3 separate regions of the Mus musculus genome follow, and all the other regions are linked to region 2. The links are chromatin loops, found by intact Hi-C in ENCODE. Cell type or tissue: heart. All regions are shown on one strand.

Region 1 (8,000 bases), 330 kb after region 2:
CTTCCTGGCTCCTCTGGGTCTTTCTGCTTCAGCCTAAGAGGAGTGTGTCTCTCACTTGCAGGATCCTCATGATTTCACTTTCTCTTTCCCTTTCAGAGACTGCCCGTCCGCTCCTCAGAGCAAAAAGCTTCCAGGCTGCAGACCCATCTCTCTGACAGTTGGTCTCTGTGTCTGCGGTCTGCGTTTGTGCGTGCCTGCAGAACTTGATGAAAGCACACGTACCCGTCATCTTTCAACATCAACTCCACTGTATATCCATGCTAGGCAATATTTTGAGTGGATCATTCAAGACTCTTTTTTTTTTCACATGCATATGCAAATAAATGTAGATGTGCACAAATGCTCGTTTACTTTTAAAAATAAAGCTATACACTAGGGTATATTCTATGTATCGCCCCCCTTCATAATGACCCATAGCTGTCATTTCATGCCAGTAACACATATCCACCTGATAATTTTAAGTCCTCTTATAGATGATACATATTTATTGACTAGCTGTGCTGGTTAATTTAGTGCCAGCTTGACACAAACCAGAGTTACCTTGGAGGAGGGACTCTCAGTTGAGGAACGGTGTCCATCAGGCTGGTCTGTGGGCAAGTCTGTGGGGCATTTTTTGATTAATGATTGATGTGGGAGGACCCAGTCCACTGTGGGCAGGGCTTCCTCTGGGCAGGTGGTCCTGGGGACTTTAAGAAAGGTAACTGAGCAAGCTAGGGAGAGCCAGGCAAGTAAGTACTGTTCCTCTGTGCTTTCTGCTTCAGATTTTTGCCTCTAGGTTCCTGCCTGAGCTTCCCTCCATCATGATCTGTAACCTGTAAGCCAAATGAACACTTTTTTCCTCAGGTGGGTTTTGGCCAGCATCAGAAGGCAAATTACACTCGCTGATAAAGCTGGGCTGCCTTCAGTTTTAGTTGTAGAAAATGCTACATGAACATTTTGATTATATGTGTATATTATACATCTGTGTCTCTATATATTTGTGTGTATATACATGTGTTTCTATTATGTGCATGTAGATATGTGTGTATATCTATGTATGTCTAGGGTATACACATGTGTATCTATGTATCTGTATCTATGTTCGCTTTTCTATATGTGTGTATATACCTGTGGATGAGTATATATGTAGATATTTGTGTATGTATGTCTGTATGTGTGTAAATGCATTTGTCTAGCATGTATATACATGTATATGCATGTGTAGGTGTATGTATATGTTTCTATGTATGTTTGTATATCATGTGTATCTAGTATATGTATATATACATTATATCTCTGTGTGTATATGTGTGTGTGCATATTTATGTATATACATGTATGGTATATTTTGAATGAAAATCTATCTGGGTGCACAATGCCAATGTTTTGATGATTTTCCCCCTAGGAATGGTTTTCTATGGCCCTTGGCTTTGTTCTTTGGATTGTTATTTCCTCCTTCAATTCATCTTTCTTTTTACATAAAACATCAACAGTTAGCATCTGAATACTCCCTCTGCTTGCTTACAGCCTGGTGTAGTTGGAGGAGGGTCCTGACACCCTGTGTATTTCTTATTATCTCTGACCTCTTCAGCTCAGGAACAAACATATAATTCTTTTAAAGATGGCATAGATCCTTGTTTATAAAATCATGCCTTATTAGGTAAAACACATGCTTCTTCTTACCAGTCTGGATCTTTCTTTTTCATGTATGTATGTATGTATGTATGTATGTATGTATGATGTGTGTTTGTATGTATGCATATTTGTATGTATTTATTTTATTCACTTTACATCTCAATCACTGCCTCTCATCCCTGTCACCCCCTCCCTGTCACCCCCTCCCTGTCACCCCCTCCCTGTCACCCCCTCCCTGTCAGTCACCCCCTCCCTGTCACCCCCTCCCACAATCCTTCCCCCATTGCCTCTCCCCTTCTCCTCTGAGAGAATGGAGACCCCCTGAGTATCCCCACCTCCCTTGCACTTCAAGTCTCTACAACACTAGGTGCATCCTCTCCCACTGAGTCCAGACAAGGCAGCACAGCTAGAACATATCCCACAAATCAATAGCTTGTGGGATAGCCATGCCCTAGTTGTTGAGGATCCACACAAAGACCAAGCTGCACATCTGCTACTTACGTGCAGGGAAGCCTAGGTCCAGCCTGTGTATATTCTTTGGCTGGTGGTTCAGTCTCTGGCAGCCCCAAGGGTCCATGTTAGTTGACTCTGTTGGTTTTCCTGTGGATTTTCTATCCTCTTTGGGGCCCATAATACTTCCTCCTGTTCTTCCATCAGAGTCCTCAAGCTCCATCCACTTTGGATTGTGGGTCTCTGCATCTGTCTGAGTTAGCTGCTGAGTGGAGCCTCTCAGAGGACAGCTATGCTAGACTCCTATCTGCAAGAATAACAATTATTAATAGTGTCAGGGCTTGGTGCTTGCCCGTGGGATTGGTCTTTAGTTGGGCTGGTCATTGCTTGGCCATTCCCTTACTCTCTACTTCCTTCCCCCTTCCCTGTATTTCTTGTAGGCAGGATAAGTGTTGGGTTGAAAGTTTTGTGGGTGGGTTGGTGTTCCTATCTCTCCACTGGGGTTCCTGCCTCCCAAAAGGAGGTGGCCTCTTAAGATTCTCTATCCCCAGTGCTGTGAGCCACAGCTCAGGCCACCCCCATTCAATATCGATTGAGCCAAGAGTCAGGGAACTATGAAACATTCCTGAGGCGTTGACTAAACAAACTTTTTTGTTCAGTGACAAGGTTCTCTGAGACATGCACTGTGGACTTTTCACAGAACCTCCTGTCCACCAGGGAAGGTCAACAGGGGACCTTAAGATGGAGCCGGGCAGTGGTGGCACATGCCTTTAATCCCAGCACTTGGGAGGCAGAGGCAGGTGGATTTCTGAGTTCAAGGCCAGTTTGGTCTACAGAGTGAGTTCTAGGACAGCCAGAGCTATACAGAGAAACCCTGTCTCGAAAACCCAAGCAAAGGATTGGGGTGTGTGTGTGTGTGTGTGTGTGTGTGTGTGTGTGTGTGTGAATATGATTAAAAACATGTCACGTGAAAACCTAAAAGGAGCAATTAAAACAAAAAGACTCCAGGCTCTCTGCTGAAGAACCCTCCGGAGGGCTCGTCTTTATCAGCATAATGTGTTTTTAGAGTCATTCCCTCCGAGCTGCTGAGGGTGAGGAGCAGTTTAATCTTTTCCAGCCAGTGTTGCATTCCACTCATGCTCAAGTTCAGCTTGAAACTAGGCAAGTCTGCTTGGCTGGTCTCTCCACGTCTCAGCCCTCTGGCGTTTGTGCTCGAGAAGAGTAAGCACAAAGCTGCATCTTTCACTGTTCTGACTGGAAAGTCCTCAGCCAAAACTACCGGACTGGACTGTTAGGTGCAGAGTTCATTCTTGCCACTGCTGCTGGTGACAGTATTGTTTAGCTCTCTCCATCTATGTGACCTAGGCTACCCTTTCTCCTGTCTCTAATAGAGTTCTCTCCCACTCCATCCCCCTGCAGTAGTCTCCCTGAAACCCTTTCTCCTATTCTTTAGACACAAAGCCAAGGTGATATTAGACAATACTGCAGCCAACTCCATTATAATAAACTCTGTTTATCTTTTTCTAATTTAAACGAAAGTCTTTTCACAGTTTTAAGTTATTTTCCCTCCAGGTGCAGTGTGTTCCCTAAACTTGTGGGTGGCTCTATTTTTTTTTAATTAGATATTCTCTTTATTTACATTTCAAATGTTATCCCCTTTCCTCATTTCCCCTCCAAAAACCCCCTTCCCCACACCCTCTTCCCTGCTCACCAACCCACCCACTCCTGATTCCCTGTCCTGGTGTTCCCGTACACTGGGGCATAGAGCCTTCATAAGATCAAGGGCCTGTCCTCCCATTGATGTCCCACAAGGCCATCCTCTGCTACATATGCGGCTGGAGCCATGGATCCCTCCATGTGTGCTCTTTGGTTGGTGGTTTAGTCCCTGGAAGCTCTGGTTCAGTGAAGGAAGTAGCCGGATTTTGAGTTTTCTGAAGTCTTGACTGTGTTACGTTGCTAGGACTGCTCATGCTGGTGACTGGCTGTTGCTGCCAGCTACTGCTAGAAACTTTGCTATTGTTGAACTTTGATTCAGTGTGTGGTTTGGGTCTTTACACAAAATACTGGATTATTTCCAGTGGTAGCCATTCAAAGGCACATGAAGTGGAAGCCCACATTCTTTTAGGGCTTAGAGCCCAAACGGCTTGACACATTCCAGAGTATTCCTTCTCAAACTAATCATAGAACCCACCTAGACTCCCAGAGAGAGAAAAACACAAACAACTGTGACCATCCTTAATCTGCCACATATATTACTAATACCTTTACTGTAAAGAAACTGTCCGATAACTTCCAGCAGGTATATTCATAAAGTGTATACACTGATAACTTGCTGGTTAAAATTAAACATAAAAGCAAGAATTACTTAAAATCTAAAAATGGGAATTAGGTTAAAATGTTCTTATTAAAGTGCATTTTCATGCAAAAGTCGCATATGAGCTGGAGAAGTGGTATCCTACATTAGCTTTACTGACAGGCTATGCCTTCCTCCCCTGACTTGTTCTTGTGACTGTGACTTCCCTGTGGGTGGAGGAACTCAGGCAGAGCCTGCCAGCCAGCATGGTAACTATGCCACCTCTTTACCCCTGTAAGTCATAGCTCAGCATCTCATATAATGGCAATTCCCTAGACCACACTATTTATATTAACAGACACAATGAAAAGGTCCAGGTGCTGCCTGATCGGTCTCTCTGAGAATCCACCCAATCACATCTTGATCCCACTGATGTACCAGAAACCAACGAGCCCATACCGTTCCCCTTTTCAATCAGTCCCCTGCCTCTGAGAAGGTGCACCTGGGCGCAGGGTAGCATGATATTGCCTTATCGGAGTTTGCCAAGGTTCAGACTGTGGCAGCACAATGTCGGCACAGCTCTATGCTCACCTAGACCAATGCCAGCATGGTTTCTTTGTCAAGCAGCAGCGCCTTTCCTCCTGGACCAGGCCAGCGTCCATTCACAAGCACTTCCTTTCCCTTGGTTCTTCTCTTGTGGAATCCTGCTTTTTTTTTTCCCTCCACATTATTTTTTATTAGATATTTTCTTCATTTACATTTCAAATGCTATCCCAAAAGTCCCCTATACCACTTCCCCCGTCCTGCTCCCCTACCCACCCACTCCCACTTCTTGGCCCTGGTGTTCCCCTGTACTGGAGCATATAAAGTTTGCAAGACCAAGGGGCCTCTCTTCCCAGTGATGGCCGACTAGGCCATCTTCTGCTACATATGCAGCTAGAGACACGAGCTCTGGGGGTACTGGTTAGTTCATATTGTTGTTCTACCTATAGGGTTGCAGATCCCTTCAGCTCCTTGGGTGCTTTCTCTAGCTCCTCCATTGTGGGCTCTGTGTTCCATCCAATAGATGACTGTGAGCATTTGTGGGGTCCTTCTTAGAGCCACATGTGGATACATGGTTGCTACACAGAATTCTATCCAGAGTCTGTCCATAGGCTTTGCATTTGGCATTGTAGGGTGTATTTAAAGTGGTTTTTTGAGGTTTATTTTTTCCACTACCAACTCACGCTTACTTAAAAAAAATAGCTATAAAGAAAGAAGAGAGTAGAGCCGGTGGGTGAAAAGGTGCTTGCTGCCACAACTGGCAGCCCAAGTTCTATTCCCAGAACCCGCACGATGAAAAGAAAGGCTCCTGCAAGGTGTCCTCTGACCTCCACTCATGCGGTTTGATACATGTGCTCACACACATACACACATTTAGATATGGAGAAAGGGATGGAAATGGCCCATAGTTTGGGCACCTGTTATACTAACAGTACAGTTCTTTATTTTCTGATTTGCATAAACTACTATGCCACATAACAAGCTGCCCCCTCTACATTTCTTTAACTCAGTACACATCTTTTCATGCCATTAAAAGCTTATTTATATCCTTATAACACAAACATAGCACTAGAATCATTTTGAGACCCTACGATGTTGTTACTATGTGTCACAATTTGCAATGCTTCATGTGAGTGCCTTTTATCTCTTGTTTTGTGTTCCCCTTTACTGGGCCCTTCAGCTCAACACAAGTTAACATGCTTTCCTTATCCCAGTCTCCTCCCTGAGTCCCGAGGTCAGCGTCTGACACATAATGGAGTTTCAACATTTCCTGTTGAGTGAATGAGTGAACGAGCAGATGAATGACTGACTCCATCAATCAAAGCCATCCCCCCTCCTCCTTTTTCTGAGCATACAGACCCTCCTGGGCCCTTGGAACAGCCATACATTTCTCTGTGGTTGGCTGTCCATCTGGAAGCTGCATGTAATAAATGCCACATCACAGGAAGTTTAAAAGGATGAAAGAGATAGTATTTATAAAATACTTAACTTCTCTAGAAGGACAATCCCAGCCAAGTCCAATGAGTGTACTGTTATCACAGACTCTGCTCAGCCCCATTAATCACACGCGTTTCTCTGGCTTGCATTTTCTCTGAACAGCTGTGTGTCTAACAGTTGTTCCCTGGAAGCATTTCCTGGAAGCTGAGTTGGAGCACTAGCCTCTGTGAGTGAGTGTCACACTTTTTCAGAATAGCAGGGTGTTTTACACTAATTAAAAAGGTGATTCCCCGCCCCCAATCTGCTCAGGTCGGGTTGGAAGTTATTACCTTAATTTTGCCACCAGGAAACTGACACAGAGAGACACCTACTCACACAGCATTAGATGGAAGATAATAGAGGGAGAACTTGAATTTGAATCTTCTGATTTTCTATCTACTCAGTGAATTTACCTTATTAGACTTTTTAAGTCTGTAGAAAAATAAACAAAATTCTTATAAAATAATATTGAGTTTTAAGAATAAACCATTGGCTTCAGGGTATCCAGGTCAGAATGCTCATTAGTGAAATTTCTTAATTACAATGTATTTAACAGAGAGCCTTCATATGGAAGGTTGTGGTTCCCACCCTGTAGGCTTTTAAACCTAAAGCATAATATCAAAACATGCAGGATGCTTGGGTCTGGTATGGCAGACTCACAGGGCACAGCCCAGATAGATGCTAATGTTAGAGCACTCTTGTTACACTGGAAACATGCTTGCTGTAGTTTTCAGCAGTAAACAGATTGCCTATGAAAACCAGACCAGGATGGAGATTGGCTGATTTCTCTCTCTGTTTATTCTAGTATTTGCTGGGCAGTAGGCTTCTGAGAGGAACAAGGAAAGTGAGACACTGTTTCTTGCAGAAGTGCATTTCTTTGGGAAGGATCTGAAACAAATGGCTGGAAACACTGTAAGATCCTTTAAGACTGTATCCATCGGGAGGTAGAACATGCAGGCTTGGAGGAACAGAGGGCAGTTATAGGTGGAAACAATGGAGGATCAGGAGGGGGGTGACAGTGGGTGGCAGGGGCATGGCTCTTTGAGGAGACACCTTTGAGCAGAGACCTGAGTCTAAGAGAGGAAAGTGCCAATGGCCATCACACAGACACCAGGCCCCTCCCCCTGCCTGATATGTTATTATTAGCATTTCCCTTATTCTTAAGATGCACATATACTCATGTAGTTTGGAGTACATATGTGAGTATAGTTTTTGTTTTGTTTTGTTTTGTTTTTTGTTTTTTTTTTTGTTTTGTAGAGGACAAAGTAAAACATTGAATGTCTTTCCTCAGGTTCCAGTCAGCTATGTTTTGTTTTGTTTTGAGGCAGTGTCTTTCACTAGCCAGGAACTCCCTGAGTAGGCTAGACTGTCTGTCCAGCAAGCCCCAGGCATTCACCTGGGCCTCCTTCTACTTCCCCAACACCACTACTTCCCCTTTGTCCCTTTCGCTGTTCTTTCAACAAGTCCACTGTTGCTTCTGCTGCAGCTTATTAGGTCACTCAACCTGGAAGGAGCCTGCTGCTAGGCACTCCCTTGACCAGGGGAGGGCCCAGGGAGTAACTCCTGAGGTTGTGGTGCCAGCCCACGAGTCCGACAGGTAGAGGATGCCTGGACGTACTGTCCT
Region 2 (8,000 bases):
GTACATTTTTGCTGGCTAATAGATTGTTCTTTGTGAAATTTCAGCTTTGCTGCCACTCTGTAAGAAATCATTTATATTTTGTAATACATTGTACTTTTAAAATTCCCAAGTCTATTGACTGAGAAGCATCCTTAGCTTTAGGAACCAGCGACTTCCTCAGATTTTGTTGTCATTTGGCATAGAGTTGTGTCCTGTTTTCAAAGCATCCAAGGATTTAGTTGTGAAACGAAGCTCTTCTCAGAGACACTGCAGCATGCTTGCTGTGGCCGTGCTTTAGGATTTCTTCTATGGTTCTCTTTTGTATTTGCCTGGGATAATGACAAATGTAATGTTAAATATAAATGGCTTGAGGTTATGTTTTAATTTCCTAAATGACTGGATAAACAGTTGAGGACCAAAATGATATGTGTGCAGTTACTGACTCCATGTCCCCTTTAGAAGTCACACAGGATTATTTTTGATTTTTTTTAAAGTATATTTACGTTGTCCCCAAAGTAAAATGCCTTGAGTGTTAGGGTATCTGGCTTACTGAAAATGGTATTTTTAGAAGCTGGGTTAAAACAAGTGCCCTTTTTTCCTCTTCTCCAGTAAAGGTCAAATAGCAGCTCCTGTCAGTTTTTTCAGTCAGGAAGTTAAACATTACTCTGTGTGTGTGTGTGTGTGTGTGTGTGTGTGTGTGTGTGTGTGTGTGTGTGTGTGTGTAACCCTTGTTTAACCTAGCGTGAATCCCATCTCCCCACCCACAATCATATTGCAGGCATAGTTAAAAATAGTAATTACAGAAAAGGGTTTCTTAAAGCTGTATTTTGGTGTGTTCAATACATTGTGTTTTGGTCTTAAACGAGTTTTTCCAAACCAATTCGTAGTTGCAGTATACACTAACTTACATTAAGGTTTTTGAAAGTCAACACTTTTTAAAGCTCGAAATTTGTTTTAAAGAAGGATGAAGGGGGCGGGGGGGGTGTTGGGAGTAGTTAGTAACTAAATCATGGGGCTTGTTTTTAAAGATATCGGTGTGGAAACTGCTTAGTTCCATTTGAAGAAGTTCTGGTATTGATGGACAGCATTGTAAGAAGAGACGTGGTTAATTTTTGCTGGGCCATGGGCTGTACATGGGACTGTGCCTTCCACCTACTTTGTTCTCTCTGATAACGGGCATCTTAAGCAAGTGGTTTTCGACTTGGGAATATCTGGATCCTTAAGATTTGATCCTGTAACCGGTAGGCTTGTTCTGAAGTACGGAGAGGCAAAAGTGGGCGCTAGTGGGCGCTGTGGATCCGTAGAAGTCACAGCCGTGGTTCAGTTTTTCAAAATCGGTCTTGGGCAAGCAACCGAGTATCACAACTGCCACTTCTCTGACTGATAGTTGTCCGGGTCACACCTAACTTCCTGGCCACTGTGGGGTCGCGGGGTGTCCCGGGAGCTAGTGAAGAAAAGTCCTCCCAGACGTTGGTAGTGGAGCTTTGGAGGCGCTGTTCTTGCGGGGAGAGGACCGGAAAGGGAGCGGGCGCACGGAGTTGGGTCTCGGGGTCGGGAAGGGCGGCAGACTGGCTCGCACTGCCGGTGGGCTGCTAAGGCTCTCAGCCTCGTGAGAGTCTGATTTGAGTTGCGTCGGACCGGGCCGGAACACTTGGTGCCAGAATCAAGTTAGAAGGCCCTCAGTTAATGGCTCAGAGGGATCCGCCAAGTACCAGGGCGCCATACGCGCGAGGGGCGGCAGGGAGCGAGCGCCACAAGGCGGAACGCTGCGTCCACCACGTCTCGCCCTATCCTAGCGAGGGCACTCGCCAGCACAGGCACTTGCCGGGCGAGGTGACCCTGCTGGTGCGAGTGGCTAAGAGGCGACCAACCCTGTGCCCGGCGCCCAGCGGGGCTCGTCCTGGGGGCGGGGCTCACCTGTCAGGGGCGCCCTACCTCTGGGTGCCCAGTGTCGGGTAGGGGGCGGCAGACTGACGGGAATGCTGCCCAATCAGCGCGCGCTCGCGGCGCGGCGAGCCAATGGGCTGCGTTTGACTGGGCGGGGCCCCGCGTTTATAGTGCTCTGACAGCGCGCCCGGCGCGCTGACTCTCCGCGGCGGGGACAGAGGCACCGGTCGGATCGCGGAGCTGCGCGCAGAGCGGGTCCTGGCGCCCTCCCCGCACACAAAGGCCCGCGCGCGTCAGACGCCTGCGGGGGTTCCAGTGCTCTCCTGACTGCTTAGTGGCCGCGAGTTGCGAGGATTCAGGAGGCGCCCTTTATCTCTGCGCTCCAGGACATGGAACCGCGCCGACGCGGCGCTCGCTTGCCCGGGCCACTGCCCGCTGTCCTGGATCTATAGTCAGGCGGCCCCTCTCGGGGAGCAGCACCCGCCGCCTCACACCGACTCGTCTCTCCGCTGCGGGCCTTTGTCCCGGCCCAGTGCCCTCGCCGCGCCCGCCCTCCGCGGCTGGCCCGGCACCCTGGAGCCGCACGGGAGCCGACTGTCCCAGCTGCGTCCGGCGCAGCGCCCCGGAGCCCCGAGTCCGCCGAGCCGCCGCGCCCCGCGCGTTCGACCCCACCCCGCGCGCTGAGGGACGCGCAGGGTGAGCGCACCTGGCCTCGGCGACCGCGGGAGCGGCGCGGCGTGTCCGCCCCGGAGGATTGGGGGTCGCTGCCCGCGGCCGGTCCCAACGCGTCCCGGAGTGCGCAGAACTGGGAGCGGCTTGGGCATGGCCATGGCCCGGTCCAGGAGGGACTCTGTGTGGAAGTACTGTTGGGGACTTTTGATGGTTTTGTGCAGAACTGCGATCTCCAGATCGATAGTTTTAGAGCCTATCTACTGGAATTCCTCGAACTCCAAGTAAGTGGTGTCCACGAGCCTTCTCTCTTCCGCGGTGCCCTCGGCCGGCGCCCGGGGTACGCTGTATGGTCCGGGCGGGAGGAGGCCTTGGACCCTGTTTCTAGAACCTGGGGCTCCTGTCCCCTATCCCCCACCCTTCCACATTTCTCTAGGTGGGGACCGGTTGATCTTGAGAGCGCGGGTTCCAAGGGTACTCTAATTAGGCTCCAACCTCAAGTGCTCTAGGAGTCCCAAAGCCCTGGCGACTTGGTGGCATGCCCGGTAAGGTGTCTGATGGCGCTACCCGGCCTCCTTTCTTTTTCGAGGACGGAGGACGTTGCCACTAACGGGGCTACAGACACACATTGGCGGGCTCCGAGAGATGCTGCGCTTGCGAGGAGCGCGGGAGCCACGGGCCGGGGCCCAGCGAGAAGGCGACAAGAACTGAGAGTCTGGGGTGGTGGAGCGTCCCTTAGAGGAAGGGAGCTGGGCCCGGGGCGTCCCTGAGCCGGGATACCTCGGCGCCTTCTTGCTAGCCCGAATGTGCGCGGGGAGCTCGATGGCTCAGCCAGAGAGCTCAGGCGGCGAGCTCTCTGCATGTCGGCCTCTCCCTTCGCGTCGGAACTGGTGGTCTAGGTCCAGTGCGGCGCGGTCCACTTAGGTGGCTTAATTTTAACGACGCCTTCAGGGCCCTACCCAGTCAACGCTGCAGCCTTTGCACTTGGGGAATCGGGAGTCAGACTTGCTTTTAGCAAAGCGCACAGTCGGGAGAAAACCAGGCCTGAGACTAACTTTCAGGTCTGGTCTCCCTGAGTGCGCTCCTTGTTTCGAAAATGCTAGCCATCCCTTGGAATACGCAGCCATGGCCCCAGTAACCGTGCCTGGGTGCTGCTTCTTACCTCATTTCCCAACCACCGCCAGAAAGTGCTGTGCGGAATTCTGGACTCAGCCCTAGGAGAGCGTGGAGACGCGGCTGGCTCCTGGTTGGAGTCAGACCTTTCAGATTAGAAGCAAAATCAATGGCCTAATTGGAGTTGAGCGTGCGGTGCACGGCTTCAGAGTAGAGGTGAACGAATTGTTTTTGAAATTACCACATAAGCAAAGAATTGTACCTACTCTCTTGAAAGTGGTAAATTTCAAATTCAGCAACATAATTGACCAAACACGTTTCCCTTCGAAAGGGCAAAAAAATCTATAGTTGTAAATGACTCAAAACATTTTTTTTTTTTTTGCCTGCTGCCAGGAGGCCCTTGTTTTAAACTTACTGCGGCCCCCCTCTAACGTAGTCTTGATCTGTTAAAGAATTTTTTCGTTTTGTTTTGTTTTTTAAAGCAAGGTGTTGCATTTGCTCTCCTGGCGTGGTATCTTTGCATCCACACGGGATCTACAGGCACCTGGTGGTGCCCGAAGGCGCCTGGCTGGGATCTGAGCGCTGCAGCCTTTGCCATTCGGACTGGGGCCCTGGTGGTAGCTGCTGCTGACGCTCGCGGTGCCTACAGAGGTCACCCTTCCCTGCCGAATGCTAGCTATGAGCGCGCCCATCCCCCCATCCCTTCCCTGGGCTGCCTCCCTCTCTCCACTTTGCACTTTCACTCACAGCCTCTTTTGGGGAGGCCGAGTCTCCCCCCCCCCCCCCACTGCCTAGATTTAATATTTATATTTAAGTCTAATTTAAAGAAATTCCCATTAAACCCCTTCTGAGTAACATAACCATCTTTTCTGTTCATAGTGACCACTATACTTGGGTGTGCAGACGGAAGGATTAGAAATACTGATTTGTTTAAACAGCACTGCCACCAAGTGCACGTAGCACTTGGAGAATCATGTCTTTGATTTGAAACCTGTTATGTTAGGGAGGGATTTGATCTTCAACAGGATAGTTTTCCGAGCTGTGGCCACAGATGTATAGAGAGCTGCTAGGGCCCTGGGTTTTGGAGGAGCAGGCCTCCCTGTACCGTGCAGTTGTGTGATTACTCCCTGGCCTCCACAATAAAATGTCTTAGAATTTTCTTGAGGATGGCTGGAAGTCTTTGGAAAGCCTGTGGCTGAATGCTGTCTGTGAGATCAGAAAGACTTCTTCCTCGGAAGAGTAACACAAAAGAGCCTTTTAGTTTTTAGTGCCTGGCATCGCCTCCCTTGTTCACTTTTTCAGAGAAAAGTTTCTGTAGGTAAAATGTGGCAGGTAGGTAGCCAGACGCTTGGAAGCTTTACCTTACTTTGCATGAACAAGTCACTTGTCATGAAACAGGCATTGGTAATTAGATTTGTTTCATTCTGGGGTCAGCCTTTTTAGCAGGTGGTCGACACAGGGAGCATGCAGCAGCTGCTTGCTTGTAGAGCCCAGAGAATCCTTTGTAAACTGGAGTCTCCATAACTACTTTAATCACATTGCCTGCCATCCCATCCTGGAGAGTTTATGTAATAATCAGAAGTTCTGTGTACTCAAAGATTATGTGGCTGCCCTGTCAGATTAGTCACATTGTATCTGAAGATGTGGGCGCTGTTTAGGTCACTTTTCAACTATTTTTAAGTTCTGGAAAGAGTTGCAAAGCCTGGCAACCATTTCTAATTAACATTTCAGTAGAACCCCCTCCCCACTGTAGTGTCTTAGCCGGAATAAAGCGGTGCCTGCTTGTTGTGGTTTTGATGGGTAGTAGTTTCACTTGGGCTTAGCAACTCTACACTGGCAGAGGATTCTAAAAGAAATTACACCCTTGAATATTTCCTTCCAGTATTAATTTATGTCTGGTTTTTTTTTTTAATTCTATAAGTCACACATACATACTAGTTAATTTACAGAGCACTGTGCTTTTCCCATGCAATGTTTTTCCACACATAATACTGAATTCCTGAAATTGATTGAGTTGATACAAAAGAATGGCTGGATAATATCCAGATAACCTGAAACACAGGCCTCTCCCTAGTCAGGCTCTGAATAAATACAGGCCTGTCAAATTGATAAACTAAACTACAATGGATAGCACTGCTTAAATAACCGGTCAATAACGCATATACGCCAGCCTACCTTCTATTGTGTCTGAAATTCCTATTTTTGTAGATAAACAAATACAGATTCAGCATTGATTGAATAGCCCCTTGAACTATGCTCCACAGTTTGCATTTGGGCCAATCTTGTTGGTTTTAATATAGAGAGGGGGGAAAAAAGCAAACCAGAAAGCACCGGGGTTGGGATTGGTACTGCCTCACATCCACACTCCTCACGCTTTGTCAGGATGATAAACTATGGGTTGTGCGTTGTCCTTGTTCCACAGCAGAGCCTGGCAGAACACAAAGACAAATGTGGATGCCTTTTCAGATGAGAATCTGAGAGTCATGTGTCCTGGGACTGAACTTCTTAACCTCCTGCAATTACAGCTTCCAGCCCCCAAAGGAGAGTTGAGGCTAAGATAATTTGCTAGGCACTTGGTTCTAAATCTTTGACAAAGCTTAGCTCTTGACACTTGTCCTACTAATGCAAAGAAATGCAAATGACCCTGGTGGATCTGACTCGGTAGCTGGAGCTCGAAAGACAGGTGAATTTTAAGCATCCCCAGGAACCCCCTGAAAACCGCGTGTTGGAATGGGTTTATTAGCTTTCCTAGAGCCTCTTCGCACACTAAGACGAATCCTGTTGCTGGATCCACAGGATAGCCTCCTTCAGACTAGCACTGAGGGCCCTGCAGTAACTAAATCCTTGTTGTCTAATCTTCAGCTGAAATATTTCGGGTTGCTCTCCGGAGCTTAATCTGACACCTGACTTGAAGCTGCATTTCAGAAGGCATTCTCGGAATGGGAGACTATTCCAGATCCGAGCATGACTGCAGGGCATCGTCACAGAAGTGGGAGTGGCAGGGAACAGCATATATAGACTGTAGGCCCTGGGAAAAGAATTGTTTTAAGGAACAATATTTCTTTGACATTCTAATGAAAACTTTATTCTTAAAATATCTAATTACGAATTGGACACTAACAAGCCTCTTCTCCAAAAGATTATTAAAATGTCTCCAGTTACCGCCTGCCTTTGCTGCCTGCATAAAGAACCTGTTTTTCAGGCCACTTATATTCCTGCATAAAGAGAAGTGTTGGACTGTTTAAAATATTTTGATTAAAATATGCAGATCCGGTAGAACTGTAAGCTTCTAGAGAGAAGTGAGCTCTCTCTAGGTAGGTTCCCCTCCCCCCATAAAGGGGTGGATTAGACCCCACCCCCCACCCCCCACCCCCGCCCAGGCAAGGAATAAGAACAACCCCAAAGGAAGGCTAGCAAACGAGACGTGTTCCGAACAGCTTGGAAAAAACTCCTGTGGCTTCATTGTCTCTGCAAAGCCGAAGAATACAAAAGCAAGCAGTCAGCCCTTCTCCCGTGATGGGAGATGCAAACCGTTGACACGGCTCCCCTGTTTAACTTGTTTAATTCTCATTTTAAATTCAGCACTATACCAGCCGTGTGAACTCTGAAGATTTCTTTAGTAATCCATTTTGTAGTTCGGAATCAAAAACAAAGTGAAAGGGTCTGACACAATTTGCTTTTATTTTTAGGCAAATCAACCCTGGTCATAGTTAATAAGGGGATTACAACCCAGACTACGTCTTTACAGATGTAAAGTAAATCAAGGGCAGAGCATAAAGAAACGGATCCCTTTTGATTGAAGTATGGTAAAAAGGCATAGAGGAGCTAGCGGCAGTAATCTGATTGTATGGCAATAAAACCACCATTTTCTGTCTTTCAGATAAAAATAATGTGGTAAATCCATGCAGTTCATAAGATGTAAAGGCAGATAAAGGGGAAGCCATGGCAACATATAGATTAGCTTGCTGTTAGAAATGACACGTCCCTGAAAAGTGTGTGGGGCGAAGGCCCTCGCTCCAGGCTGTTTGGTTATGTGAGAGCCACACAGACCTGGGAACCCGGATTAAGAGTCATGAAAGCGCCACTTGTGGTCTGGGGTGGCCAAAGCCGAGAAAGGGAGCCGTGCAGTTCTTGCTCATTGGTGGGAGATAATATGGCCAAGGTAGCTTTCATTGACGGCCTTTTTATAGACCGAGATGGAGGCTGATTAAAACTCACAGCTCGCTGCAGTCCTTAGGGCCTGGAAGCTTTTCCTACTTAACTCTTGGCCTGACAGAGCCAGCCATTCTGTAGGATTAACTGCCCTTCGCCGCCCTTGCCTTCATCTATTTGGGCTTCAGGCAGAGACCTGC
Region 3 (8,000 bases), 520 kb before region 2:
CAAACTTTCAGGTGTGTCTCAAGAGAGAGAGCTAAGGACAGATCCGGGTGAGTCCAAAAGAGTTATGGAGGTTTGAAGATAGCTAGGTAGTTTTAAGATTCTAAACACTGACCTTGCTGAATAGAAACATGACATTTATGCCAAACTATTGCTATCACCAAGGAAATTTTGAGATAATCAGATCAAGTTACAAAGAAATGAGCTCAGAAGATGAACAGTTGAGAGAGATTAAAAGGGAGACAGTTTATAGACTGCTGAGCCACTTGGGAGTGGATGCCGATTCCTGGGAAGCCATCGTAAGTGATGTGGCGAAGCCTGTGGACTGCTAACATCCAGGGACTGTTCTCCAAAGCCAGAGATGGTGAGAAACTGTGTCTGCACGCTCACACATCATCAGAGCACAAGAGAATAAACTCTTACAACGTTCCTATTCACAAGTGATAGAGCTGCTTTGATTACACCCGAGTCATCTCTCCAAGGAGCAGAGGCTATGGAGCTCCAAATGCTGGGGTCTTGCAGGCACCATGGTTTCTCACGTCTGAAAAGTTAAGCATCAGGTGTGGCTGGAAAGTTCACACTGATGCCACTAGAATTCCTTCCAACTACAGCTCCAGAGGTGATAGGGTTTGAGCAACTTTGTGAAAAGATTTATGTGGCAAGAGTGAAAGCCAGTTAACATGGGGCTACATGGGATGGCACCTACATCCAAACTCCTGTTATCTCAGAACGTGAAGATATTTAACACTGTATCTTAAAGACGGAGCTGTGAAGTCATACAGACTGGGTTTATTTCAATGCAGCTGCTCTCCTGATCAGGAGATACAAAGAGAAACCCACAAAACCTCAGTGAAAGGAAAGCTAACCCTCACACCAGAGGGGAAGGCCTCAGAGACTAACAACGTCTTTATCTTGGATTTCCAGCTTCCAGAATTAGGAAGAAAACTTTCCACTTTCCAAGACACCAGTCTGTAGGTGAAGATCTTAGGAATTTGTGATGTCTGCTGAAGCAGCCTATAGGCACCCTACTGCACCTAGGTCAAGGTGATGCCGTGAGGGCCGCATATTTCAGGGTTGTAGTGTGAACTAAGTCTGTTGGACTTTCACCATGTGAGGTAAGCTGCAAGAATTTGTTTGCCCGGCTGGGTTTTAATCTTAGTTTGGTTCAGTCTCTCTTGTTGTGACTCTGTTTCTCCATATAGGGATGGACATGTTTAGTGTGCACACTGAATATAACTCTCTTTTCATCTTTATGCACACTCACAGCTTAGAGGGTGTCTTGCGTCACAGTAAACACACACACACACACTTTTTTTTCAAGTTTTGAAACTATTAAAGCTTCAGGGACTTTCGAAATTCAACCAAATTCACTGTGTATTGTGTGATGGCCTTTGAGGGCCGGGGGCAGAGTGTGATGATTGCCATCGGACTAGCCATACAGGCTCATGTTTAGAACACTGAATCTCTGGCTTGTGGCACTATTTCGAAGGCTTGGAACCTTTTTGGGGTGCACTCTAGCTCTCACGGGTTAGTTCTGTGGTCAGGCCACTGAGTGCTACACTGTTCTCGAGTTCTCCTGCTCCTTTTGAATCTGTAAGTAAGGTGTCTATCACAATGCTCTTGCCTCCTGGGAGGAACACTTCTGACACCAGGAATGAAAACCGTAAGATAAAACTAAACCTTTCTCTCCTACATTTCTTCTTCCCAGTGTTGCTTCTAATGAACTAAAGGTGAGAATAAACGAATACAGCATGCCAGCTGCCCAGGGATCAGGCCTGCCTCTTCATTCTCTTCTGAGTTATTCCCATCCACATTGCCAAGATTCTTTACAATGCGGCTCTTGGCTGCACGCTGCCGAAATCATTGTTCTATTTCTCCTATAAGCCAGGCCTTTTCTTTATGCTCTCGGCCGGGTCTTTTAGCTTCCTCTTGTTCCACACTCCCCACTGAACTCTAAACAGGAAAAAGAAAGTTTTGTAATTACTTTAGTTAATTTATTTGGCTTACATTTTCTTCTGCACATTCACCTAAAGGTGACACCTGATTTTAAAAGCTGCATCTAAATATATCTAGAATAATCGCTTCTGATGAGTATAAAGATTCTAATTGAAGGAAATCATGGGGTCATGGTTTAATTGGCCACATGTTTTCTTTGTGGAATACATAGTACAAGTGTGTCTGCCAATCAGCACATCTGAGATGTGAAGGGTTCATTGGCACAGCCACAGCCTCAAGCTGAAATGTCTGTCATTCCCTCTAGCAAGAACTCCCTTCATTTCTTCACCAGGGCTTATCTCAAGCTTAAATTAATTTTTCTCTTTTTATGGGAGGTGTCATAGCTTCAGCTGTCAACCACAACCTAGGGTCACAGAAAAAGATGGAATCTCACCTGAAGAAGTGCCCAGATCTGTGGCCAAGTCTGGGAGGCATTTTCTTAATTTCTAATTGATATAGGAGAACCTAGACAACTGTGGGTGTGCCGTTCCTAAGGAGGTGCGGCTGAGAAAGTCAGGGAACACAAGCTTGTAAACACAGTTCCTCCATGGTCTTTGCCTCAGCTCCTGATTCCAGGTCCTTGCCTTGGTGTCCCCTGATTACTGACTGAATAAAAACTATACAATGGAATAAACCGTTTCCTCCTCCTCAGGTTACTTTTGGTCATGGCGCCTTTTCGGCAACAGAAAGCAAACTAGAACAGGGAGTTTGAGACCCAGATCTCAGCTCTTTTATTCCTCTGCAGCATCAGCTCTACTGTAGGGTTCCTGACTGATTTAACGGACACTCTGCTGCGGGGAAGGCCATTCTGCAAAGGTGACAGAGGATACGAAGCGGCAACAGTGTGGCAGGTGAGTTCCCCCTACACTCTGGCCATTAGTACCAAAACAGACCGCTCTGCAACAGGACAACATTCTTTTGCTTTATAAAAGGCATGTGAAAGGCAATCAGGTTTTTCGTGAGCAGTTAATAGGACAAAGCTACAAAGCTTTGACATGAGTTTACTGCAGCATCCGAGTGGATCTTATTAGTGAAATGGACGTCCCTCTGCAGGAATGGTTGCAGACCCTGAAAATGTGGCTGCCAGAACACAGAAGAAAAAAGATAAACGTAAACAAAACTCTCACAAATACAGTCTGGATATCTAAAGCAAATAGTCCCCATCTGGGTGTTTTCTTGTGCAGTGACAGACACAAACCAGGTTGAAGGCAATCTTTCTGCTCTAACCCTTAAGCCGAGAACAGATGCAATTGCCTTTCTAGATACAAAAGAATAAGAAATAAGCTAGTGTTTGGAGCAGGCATCGATACTTGGTTGGGTCATAAATCATAATTAAGTAGAAATGGGGGCCCATTCTCAGGTTTTGACTGCAGTTTTCCGTTGTAATAGGATGTGATGGTGGAGACCTGGCAAATGTCTCATTATTTTGCTCTGTCTGTATGGAGACCAGTTTCACTCCAAAACGGCCCATCGTTTGTTTGTGCAATTTAGGAACTGTCTTGCTGGTGCTGTGGAATAAAGAAACACCCACTGGCCTGTAAAAGCATGCAAATTAAATGTCTATGTCTTGTACTGAGAAAGCATTTAGGGGTGACAGCAGCAGACCTAAGAAGCTGAGCAGATGAAGGGTGATGACTCCCCTCTTCCTGGGGATAATTTGAGTGAATGACAGGTCACACTAATTGTTCTTTTAAAATGTTCTGTGAGTGCAAGATGTTAGCAGCCATCACGACTGTCTCAAGAGTTTCTGAATTGGCGATTTATATCTGCATTTTAAACTATTAAAACATAATTAAAAATTTTAAGTATGTGAAGAGATTTTAAAAAATTAGATTTTCACAATCCTGAACGGAAAGTGTTCACTTCTAGCTTGCAAAGTGATTTTCTCTTAAATCTCTTGACGATTATGACAATGTGCAACAGCAGGGGGCAGTGGTGCTTCACCGCTTCAAATCTGCTCTTGAGTTCCACAGGAAGTTATTTCAACATTTCCTTGCAAATCAAACCGTAATTATAAGCTAATGTCCTATCCCGCCACCAACCTCAAAGGTCATCAGAGTATGTTTTATAAATGAAAGAAATTGTTAGCTCTAATTACATGTAAAATGAGTCTTATATGCTCAGAGATGCTTGTTTCTTTGGGTTTTTAGATTTCATCTTTATAGACTGAATGAGTTAGCACACACAATATATAAAAAAAGACAAGGTAGCTTTCCAAGTTCCATGTGATACATTGCGTTTTAACTCGGCGATGTTTATGTGCGGTCTCCATGATGTAGAGCACTCGCAATCCAGGTCCCGTGGGCTTGGGACCTTCTAGGTTGCCTAGCGCGACGATGAAAGCTGCTTAAAATAAGAGGTAAATTTAGGGTTTTCTTTCAGGGAGGGGTAAGTTCAATAGGTACACAAATGAGAAATATTGGCCTGGGCACTCTATGATCTCCTGAATAGGAGTTACAGATTCAGCACAGCTAAATGGAACACCCAGGATGGGGACGCTGTGGGGACGGTACCCTGGGAGTACGTGTTATCACATCCCGACCTAGCAAATGACTTGGGAGATTTCCTCGTTGAACTTTAGCAGCTGTTTGTCTGTCCTGGACTGCTAAGCTGAGCTTTGTCTCAATCTCAGGGGAAGTTTTCATAGAGACTTCCACCCACGTGCAGTGGTGTTGACTGCAGTCCCCAATCTGTATTTACCTGATACCTGCTTCTGTAGCTCCTACCCAGCTTCTGCAGCTGGTCCTGCTGAATCCGATTCAAGTAGGGCTAGCACTGGCAATAAAGCAGAGTTCTCCAAACATGCCATCCATTTGAAGATATTTGCTCAGCCTCCGCCTGTTGATCACAGTCTCCAGTGTCACCCCTTTCACCTAAGGGCATCTCCTGGAAACGACTTGACATCTCTCAACTGAAGAGTGGATAAAGAAAATGTGGTACATCTACACAACGGGCACTGTGCCCATTAACCTCCAAGGACTTCATACTGTCCCGAATTACAGTGTGGTGACATAGAGCTGTGCATGTCTGAAGGAATGACTTTACTCTCTGAACAGTCTGCTGAATTCAGATTCTCTCGAAAGTGTGGCTGCCTTCTAACAGTGGATACTGAACAGCAAAGTCCCTGTCTATCACCACAAATCCTGCCACTTTCCTACATAGGTCTGTTGTCTCATTTCATACATCAGAGTAGGGTTGACACAGTCCTCATCCCACCACTCCTATTCCACACAGGGCTTGACAAGCTGTTCCTCTTCCCGGCCAGGGCCTATGCATCTTCCAGCGTTCAGCTCTGGAGACCTCTCATCAGCTCCATTTTACTCGGCTCAGACCAGCATCTAGGACAGGCTCTCGGTGAATTGTTGCAGGTCACACATCATCTGTCTAAGGGACTGAGGATCGATGTGTTGTGAATATTGGTAGCCCCAAGCAATACATCTAACCTGGAAGGTGGTCCCACTGCATTCTATAGCAATTGGTTGAACTGTAGAGAAATAAAGAACAGATATTAATGTGCTTACTGGCCTGAACTTTTAGTCGTTAGTAAATAAAACTGTTTGATTTGCTTCATTCATTAGCACAGTTGAAGGAGACATAGAAAGAACTGACTTTGATCCATGTCAGTATTTTGATTGATTCATTGAGGTTCAGCACGGGATATTTATCTCTTCCCTCTCTGTCTGTGCAGTTCTATAGAACACCACTGAGAAATAACAAGTGCCTTAGGGGGAAGTGCAACCAAATGCTATTCAACTCCTAGAGATTGTAGCATATATAAGACCATCAGAGCACCCTGCTCATGGCAAACATCCTGTCTCACCTTTTGATACAACTAGGGATAGCATCAGGCAGTTTCTGGCCATGGCCTTTGTGTCTCTAGTCTCATCTGTGACTTTGGACTTAACGCAGTGCTGAGCATTAGCTGCACCAAGGAGATGATTGCATGGCGGCATCAAAATTGCATAAGATTAGCGACTCACCATGCAGGGCCAAGAAGCAGGATACTCACATGGTGTGTGACAAGCATGGCTTCATTTATCAGTGGAGATAATGACCATACTGATCAGATGGGGCTTTGTGAGATTTAAGACCAAGTTGACATGTGAAAAAGTCCATTGGATATAATAAAAGTTATATACATATATATGCAGTATACTAAATAATACTATGATAATTTTCGCCATAATTACCATAGTAACTCCAACAGTGTAGGAAAGAATAATTTTAGATAAAATAACCCTTCTGATGCCTTTGGGGCTCACTGATAACCGCACCCTGTGGAATCTGTGTCAAATGAGGAGACAGAGTGGGTTTCCTAAGGTTGCAGGCAAAGTAGCAGAACTCTCTAAACTATAACAACTCCATCTCAGAGCAAGATTCTCTCGAGCCCCCAACCGTGCTCTTCACTCTATGTCAACTTAAGCTTGGTCCTGTTCAGGCTGCTTAAAAATATATAAAAGCCACTCACACAAAAGGAAAGTTTAAGAGGTGGCAGGTAGGAATTAGTCTGGAAAAACCAACAAGTATTGATGTTCAACCTACAGCATCCGGTCATGTTACTTAGCATAAAGACACCTTGTTGGCTTTCAAACCAGAGACCTTAGCTGCTGTGCTGAGTGAGAAGCGACGGTGAGGTGGGCACTGGGGCATGTCACACAAGCTGGGTGACTGTTCTCTGGGCTTGACATCATGGCATATGAGCCAAACCAGGTCAGGACATAACTGTGCACATGAGCTGTGTAAGAACTTTGGAAATCAGATCAAGTTGAAATTCAAAGAGTTGAACGGAACGGACCAAGTGAGGCACTATGGATGTTTTGAGGGGCTGCCGTGCAGGCTGTGGTTGACCCTGCTGTCCCTGTGAGCTTGTGATTGCTCCTGTAGCTGCTTCAGGCCACAGCTGCACTGAAATAGCTCTAACTGTTCTTTGTTTACTCCTAAGGGGTCAGAGCTGGCAGGTCAAGTGCGGTATCCTGGCCTAACTAGACATTTCAGGTCTGGCCAGTTTCTTTATGGTGGTAGAATAAAGTGACTGGGCGGTGACATTTCCTGGTTTTCACTGTTTGTCTTTAGCATTCCTGCTTGTTTAAGGACAATGACACTGGAGGTCCCTGGGCTGATGGTGATGGCTGTGATCATTCTATGGAAGCAGAGTCAAGAAATGTCAGTGTTCTGTAAATAATGATGTAGTTCTTCAATTAATGTGCCTGTTTTCTCTTTAACTTTACGCTCATCCAAATACTTCACTAGACAGTCAATTGTTTTATCTCTAGGCTGTGTGTGCATTTGTGTGCACGTGTGAGTATATATTTGCATGATGTTTGACTGCAAGTATATGTGTGGATACATGTGTATAAGTGTGTGTGAGTGTGTGCAGGTGTATTTGTGTTTGTATGTGTGTATGTATAGGCAGAGGTGTTTGTGTTTCTGTGTATATTTGTGTGGGTGTGAGGGTATGTGAGTATGTATAAGAATGTGCAGGTATGTGTTTGTGTGTGTGTGTGTGTGTGTGTGTGTGTGTGTGTGCAGTCTTATAGAATCTTCTGTGGTGACAAAGGCCCAGTTTATGATTTCTAACAAGATATTCTTCAGAAAAATACCTGACTAATGCTTAATTAAACAAACAAACAAACAAACAAACAAACAAAAAGCCTAAAAGAAAGGTTTTCTCATCGTTTCTCATCACTTCTCAGCCTTTTGGCTAAGATCAAGTGTATGAAGGTTTTCTCATTAACTAGGCTCAAGAAAACTCAAGCCCACTTTGACATATTAATAATTACGGATACTAAATCACATTTGCCCGCTGACAATTACACTACATGCTTTCTCCCTGATCTTTCTCACTCAAATGCTGTCAGGATTTACACTTTAGTTCTAAATGATAGATCGAAATTAGTTTTCTAAAGACATTATTAGACATTGCTTTTTAAATTTTGCTTACTAGGTATTTGGGATTTGTCACATTGTTCTCCAACTTTCACATCAAGAACTCAGGATCACTAATTCTT

What was found. Peaks named below come from ENCODE experiments on the same cell type or tissue, not always from the same donor. Only the 100,000 strongest peaks of a DNase experiment are listed, where the experiment ranks them.
Region 1: a loop joins it to region 2, with 3.0 times the contacts of the local background. A loop is called at or near these places in 5 of 42 quality-filtered maps.
Region 3: it touches region 2 in a loop (5-fold over the local background); 13 of 42 quality-filtered maps call a loop at or near these places.

The regions. Positions count from the first base shown.
Region 1 is chr8:8,326,683-8,334,682 of GRCm38, reverse strand. No RefSeq gene overlaps it. Among named protein-coding and RNA genes, the nearest start is that of Gm31135, 150 kb to the left of the region's middle. In heart, a CTCF peak has its summit at 3,277; a DNase peak (open chromatin) is centred at 6,482; H3K27ac peaks cover 581 bases; H3K27me3 peaks cover 446 bases.
Region 2 is chr8:8,655,303-8,663,302 of GRCm38, reverse strand. It overlaps Efnb2 (ephrin B2), which reads left to right and starts at 2,061. Exons shown (of 5, transcript NM_010111.6): 1 at 2,061-2,819. The coding sequence starts at 2,689. In heart, CTCF peaks have their summits at 1,246 and 4,259; DNase peaks (open chromatin) are centred at 1,332, 1,982, 3,562, 4,292 and 1 weaker place; H3K4me3 peaks cover 7,134 bases; H3K27ac peaks cover 6,498 bases.
Region 3 is chr8:9,170,992-9,178,991 of GRCm38, reverse strand. Gm39128 (a long non-coding RNA gene) reads right to left here. Exons shown (of 3, transcript XR_870129.3): 2 at 4,693-5,476; 3 at 4,218-4,335. Among named protein-coding and RNA genes, the nearest start is that of Gm39128, 7.4 kb to the right of the region's middle. In heart, a CTCF peak has its summit at 3,923 (motif pointing right); no DNase peak of the experiment used is centred here; H3K27ac peaks cover 609 bases; H3K27me3 peaks cover 384 bases.